2 separate regions of the Homo sapiens genome follow, and region 1 is linked to region 2. A link is an interaction called in ENCODE POLR2A ChIA-PET data of the cell type or tissue named here. Cell type or tissue: HepG2. All regions are shown on one strand. Links, peaks and the distances in the headings refer to the core of each region. The heading gives the core; the rest is flanking DNA.

What was found. ChIA-PET counts read pairs that join two places held together with the same protein. Peaks named below come from ENCODE experiments on the same cell type or tissue, not always from the same donor. Only the 100,000 strongest peaks of a DNase experiment are listed, where the experiment ranks them.
Region 1: POLR2A ChIA-PET joins it to region 2 with 10 read pairs; 9 of 35 experiments call an interaction of 5 or more read pairs at or near these places.

What each region holds. Positions count from the first base shown.
Region 1 is chr14:31,228,577-31,231,488 of GRCh38, forward strand. No RefSeq gene overlaps it. Among named protein-coding and RNA genes, the nearest start is that of HECTD1, 22 kb to the left of the region's middle. In HepG2, for the core only: no CTCF peak of the experiment used is centred there; a DNase peak (open chromatin) is centred at 1,295; H3K4me3 peaks cover 267 bases.
Region 2 is chr14:31,024,801-31,027,712 of GRCh38, forward strand. It overlaps STRN3 (striatin 3), which reads right to left and starts at 1,579. Exons shown (of 18, transcript NM_001083893.2): 1 at 1,104-1,579. The coding sequence starts at 1,385. It overlaps AP4S1 (adaptor related protein complex 4 subunit sigma 1), which reads left to right and starts at 849. Exons shown (of 6, transcript NM_001128126.3): 1 at 849-987. RefSeq lists enhancers at 528-627, 698-807, 1,918-2,077 and silencers at 797-978, 1,118-1,377, 1,468-1,787. In HepG2, for the core only: CTCF peaks have their summits at 776, 1,648 and 1,859; DNase peaks (open chromatin) are centred at 549, 881, 1,721 and 2,141; H3K4me3 peaks cover 2,500 bases; H3K27me3 peaks cover 518 bases.

The DNA.
Region 1 (2,912 bases), core at 111-2,610, 200 kb after region 2:
TCCAAGTTGGAAACACCTTCCACACTCAGGTTTTGTTGGTTAATAAAGTTTTGACCACAGTAATTCCTGAATATTAATGAAAAGAGTGAGTCAAAGTAGTAAATGACCTGGTTAATATGTACTGGTATGATTCAAACTTACTATACAAAGATACTCATTCTAAGGAACTTACTTTGTCCTTCTCAATCTTGAGGAAAGTTAGCTATATTGAGTGTTCTGCAATCTCACTAACCATTGCATAATTTTCCTTATGATATCCTACTTTATCAAGGGGTGGTTAGCCTTTGCCTTACTCTCTTCCAGCTTTTTAAAAACACATTCTTTGTAACCAAATAAAAATGAAATCTGTTTTATTCTTCTTTCACACTCAAAACAAGCTTTTGATATTCTTGGAGTTTTTGTTTTGTTTAGCAAAATCAACCTATGTCCTTTCATTAATGGTCTGGAATCTTATTAGCAAACAAAATTTGCAGGTGGCTTTTATGTTACTGTTAGTATCACACTGTGTACAGAGGGGACATGGAAGACACTAAAAATAACTAATCTAACCTCAGTAAATGTACTGCACTATATGGGCTGAATATTCTCACAGACTTAAAGCTCTGAGTAAGATAGTATTCATTCCTAGAACAAATGATAATTGAAATCTTTATTCTCTTCTCTTTTAGGGTTCCCCACTTCCTCTTTCCCCCTAACCTGGGCATAGCTACAGGGTTTGTGTGTGTGTGTGTGTGTGTGTGTGTGTGTAAAGAAATGACTTGTAGTCTCAAAAAACTAAGCACAGAACCTTCTTTGCATAGTGATTTCTTCTATCATATACATTCTATATTGTCACATTCATGAAATTACAACAGAATTTGTAATAATACAGCAATGGCTGTTCTCCATTTGAACTATTTTAGTCACTGAAAAAAGTGTGGTGCCTCTGTCAAAGATTTACTTATATATTACCAATGGATTAATAGAAATATATTGAATGTTGATTAATTTGTTTCTTCTAGTTCTTTAATTCTAATATTAAGTTTATTTGAAGCTACAACCCATAAGTGTCCAGCTTTTCATTTCTTTCATAAATAAAGCTGGAAGTGATTATAAGTTCATATCCTCATTTGCTTCTGATTGATGCTTCCTTATAGGCTCTTTCTCCCCACCCCTCTGCTCCTCCCCAGTGTTACACAACACTACGGAGCCAGGAACACAATGTCAACTGTCAACGTCTTTCTAAAGGCAGTGGGTGATATTTACACACGTAAGCTGCTGGCACTAACAAGGTGACTGGAGTCAAATGTAAACCACGGGTTTATCATTCCCAGTCAAATATATTGTGCAATGGGGTAGCAATAGGCACTGTGTGAAAGGTTGCCTAACAAGCCGCCAGCCTTAGGATTAGTCAGCTCCTTGCTGTGAGATGTGTGTGAGCGAGATACTGGAGGTCTCTGGTGATAGAAAAGCACGCTGGCCAATGGCAAGAACCAAAAGGAGGGGAAACTCAATTTTTTGGCAAACAATTTGAATCTTAGCAAAAGACCTTTGTTCTCTGAGGTGCAGAGGCTGAGAGGTTACTGAGAAACATCCAAGAAAAGGACGTTCTCTGTGAAAACTTCCCCTCCTATACAAAACTTTATAAACTGGTACGATTTCTGGCCATTTAAATTTATAGTGAAATCAAAACATGTTTCTGGGGAAATCTTTTTTTTCTTTTCGTAATAAAAGTTGTAATTATTATTTTTTTAAGACAGAGCCTCGATCTGTCGCCCAGGCTGGAGTGCAGTGGCACTATCTCGGCTCACTGCCACCTCCACCTCCCAGGTTCAAGTGATTCTCCTGTCTCAGCCTTCTGAGTAGCTGGGATTACAGGTGTGCACCACCACGCCCAGCTAATTTTTTTTATTTTTAGTAGAGACGGGGTTTCACCATGTTGGCAGGCTGGTCTCGAACTCCTGACCTCAAGTGATCTACCCACCTTGACCTCCCAAAGTTCTGGGAATACAGGCGTGAGCAACCGTGTCTGGCCCAAAAATTTTAATTATTAAAAACAACATAAACAGACTATAGGAAATTAGAAAAACAAAGCAAGGAGAAAAACACTCATAATCCCTTTTGCTAAAACCCAACTATATCACAGTAGCATACATTCTTATTATCTGAACTGTTTTTCATGGTTGTAATCACATGGTTATTTTTGTCATGTGATCATTTTTGGTAACTTGTAAGATTATTTCTTTCTATAGGGTGCTACCTAACAATATTTTAAATAACTGAATAATATTCCATTCACCATATGGTTGAACTAACATTCACTTTATTCCAACAAATAGGCTATTTCCATTTTATGTTTTTATTATAAATAACACTGACATAAACATAACTTGAAATACAGCTTTTCTTACGAAAAATTGTTTTAATTTAAGGTGATTTATATTAAGTATAAAGCTTGCATAAAGCATATAAGAAAAGCTTAAAGAAAAATAATAAAATGGTGAAACCTCATCTCTACTATAAATACAAAAATTAGCCAGGCATTGTGGCACACACTTGTAGTCCCAGCTACTCGGAAGGCTGAAGCACGACAATGGCTTGAACCTGGGAGGCGGAGGTTGCAGTGAGCTGAGATTGCACCACTGCACTCCAGCCTGGGCAACGGAGTGAGTCTCCATCTCAAAAAAAAAAAAAAAAAAAAAAAAAAGAAAGAAAGAAGAAAGAAAGAAAAATAATAAAATGGTCCAGGTGCAGTGGCTAATGCCTGTAATCCCAGCACTTTGGGAGGCTGAGACAGGATTGCTGGAGCCCAGGAGTTCCAAGACCAGCCTGGGCAAAATAGTGAGACCTCATCTCTACAAAAAATTTTAAAAATTAGCTGAGCATGGTGGCATGCGCCTGTAGTCCCAGCTACTCAGGAGGCTGACGTAGGA
Region 2 (2,912 bases), core at 290-2,789:
AGGTGCAATACTATTTAGACACACGCTTTTTCCTTCTAAGCCTAAATTTGCCCTGGAAAGGTATTTAAAAATAAACACAAATACCCAAGAAAGTTAAATAACCCTTTCAAAAAGATGCAGCAATTTTGAGATCCAGGACATGAGCTGTTAACTACCAACAGCTTCCAAATGTGCAGCCTATCAAAGGTTCACATTATGAGGATCGAGTCAAGCTCAACTATGAAGGGTTCCGAGAACATCTCACTTTGCTTCTCCTGCAAGAGTAAGTAACATGATATAACTACGTTTCACTTCAAGGGAATATTAAATCTCTTCAGTCGTTTCATAAATACAGCATCGATCGTCTGGTTTGGTTTTTTTATAGATAAAGAAACGGATGGGGGAAAGGAGATCTAGTGGAGAGTACTGTAAAAAGAAAAATTCAGTGCTGAAAGCGTTGATGAGTCACTAAGTAAGGAATAACTACAGAGAATCCAAGTGAGTAAGGCAGCATCTCAGGTGAGAAAGTACTTAAAGTTGACGATGGGAAATAAAACTTCACAGGTCAGTCCCAAGTCACTGTGCACCCTAGCAGCCCAGGAAAGAAGCGTGGCTGTCAAGGGGCAAGCGCGTACCAAGTCTGAGGGAGGGGGCCAGATACGCCAAATCGGAAAGGGGGGTGGTCCGGAAAAGGGGGGTAAGATGCCTATCCTAGTCCCTCTCTTCGGGCTCTTCATCTCAAGAGGAACAAACAAGAGCAAACTCAGTGTTGAGAGGCCCCAAACCGGACTCTCCCACAGAGAGGTGCTCGGTCCCAAGCCCCGGAGGCCCGGGAAGGCCGCCTCCGGAGGAGCCCCCGCAGACGCCATACTAAAAGCCAAAATGGCTGCCCCGAGGAGGCCCGCACCGCGTAGCCAGTGAAGGTTGGGGAGCAAGCTTATGCGGGAAAGAGGGAGGGGGACTCCAGGAAAAGCCGTTGAGAGGACCATCACAACCTGAGCAGCACAGGTAGGTTCCGCTCGGCCTCCCAAGGCGCCGGCTCCGGCTGAGTGGAGTCCCCAGCCCCACCCCCCGGCCGGGAACCCAGCCGCCGCAGCTCCCGCACACCGACCCCAACGAGGTACCTGCAGTTCGGCCCGTTCCACCTCCCAGTGCGCCCGCTCCATCTCGAACCGAGCCCACTCGTGCTGGATGTAGTGCAGTATCCCCGGGATAGTGTACTGCTGCGGCCGGGACAGCTCGGGGCCTGCCGCGGGACCCGCTCCCTCGGAGGCCGGAGGACCCCCGCCGCCCGCCGCTCCGTTCCCCCCGGGCGAAAGGCCCAGGTTCCCCCCAGGTCCCTGCTGCTGCCGGGGAGGGGCCGCCATCCCCGGGCCGCCACCACCGCCTCCGGCAAGCTCGTCCATTGTGTGTGGGGCCCCGGCCGGGGCGCAGGGCGAGACGCCGACAGCTGGGGGAAGGGCCGGAGAGGGTGGCCCCGCGCTGGCTGCGGGGCGGAGGCCGGCCGGGAGAGGGGCGGGGAAGGGGTCGTTGCTGTGTGCCTGCCGTGGGTCAGAGCAGGGAGCTGCCGGCTGCCGCCATTACAATCCCTCCTCCATCTGCCCGTCTCACTCACTCACTTTAGGGGAAGGGGGGGCCTCGGCGGGAGGGGTGGGGGGAGAGTTGGGAAGGGGATAGGCGGAGGGCCGTCACTAGCGCACAGCATGCTGGGTAGCGAACGCAGCCTCACGCTTAATCGCCAAATAGAGTCCGGCCTCACCCTACGCCGGCGCACTGAGAACGCAGCCCGGGTCGCCGTTAGAGGGCGGGGAAAGAGCTCGGGCTCCGCCCCTAGGCCCGCCCTCAGACCCGATCCGGTGTCTGGCCGCAGCTACCGGACACCTGGGCTCCGACTCTGACTTTTGGAAGCGAGGCGGCCTTAGGCTTCCTGGTTATCAGTTTCCTTTTAGCAGGCCGTCCCCGGGCGCTGTTTCCTTCCCAGGGGTCTCTCACCCGTGTCCCGGCTTTCTGAGCTGGTTGTTAACCTGGCTGGTCGCTCTGGCCGACCGCATCCCGTCTCGGATTCCTGACGTTTCTTTTTCATTCTTTGAGTGTTTCAGGCAGTCCCAAGGGTGGGCCCTCTTTCCCTTCCTGTCACTCGCTCTGCCTCTGGTTTCTTAGAACCAGTCAGTTCTCTGCTGGCAAATAGCCAAGATCCTCCGGCTGTGGTTACTGATTCCTCGTCTCTGTCTTGAGCCTGGGCTTTGGTCCCATTTCTATGCGCTCGGTCGCCCGTCGTAACTTATTCCACTTTGCGTCCCCTCTTCTTTCCTTTTCTGGAATGGGTTGTGGGGGGGTTGGGAGAGGGGGAGGAGCGATTTTTTTTTTCTTGGGAGAAGAAGAGGTAGTGAATTCCTTTAGATCTTGACGATGATGGGTAGAGGGAGAGAAGTTTGAAGGAGACTGGCTAGACTAACAATTTGATACGGTAGAAATGAATGGGCTCACAAATATTGTCATCAATAGACTATTTTGATCGAAACAGAAAATAAAAGCACTGTGAGTACAACTTAAAATCCTAGATGAATGTTCTCCTGGGTCATTAAATGTTTAAGTGAATATGGCCGGGCGCGGCTGCTCAAGCCTGTAATCCCAGCACTTTGGGAAGCCGAGGTGGGCGATCACTTGAGGCCAGGAGTTCGAGACCAGCTTGGCCAACATTGTGAAACCCCATTTCTACTAAAAATACAAAAATTAGCCGGGCATGGTGGCGCACACCTGTAGTCCCAGCTCCTGGGGAGGCTGAGGCACGAGAATTGCTTGAGCCCAGGAGGCTGAGGTTGCAGAGAGCCGAGATCGCACCACTGCACTCCAGCCTGGGCGACAAAGCGAGACTCCGTGTCGGCAAAAAATTTAAAAAGTTTGAGGAATGTAACATATACATAAGAGACAAG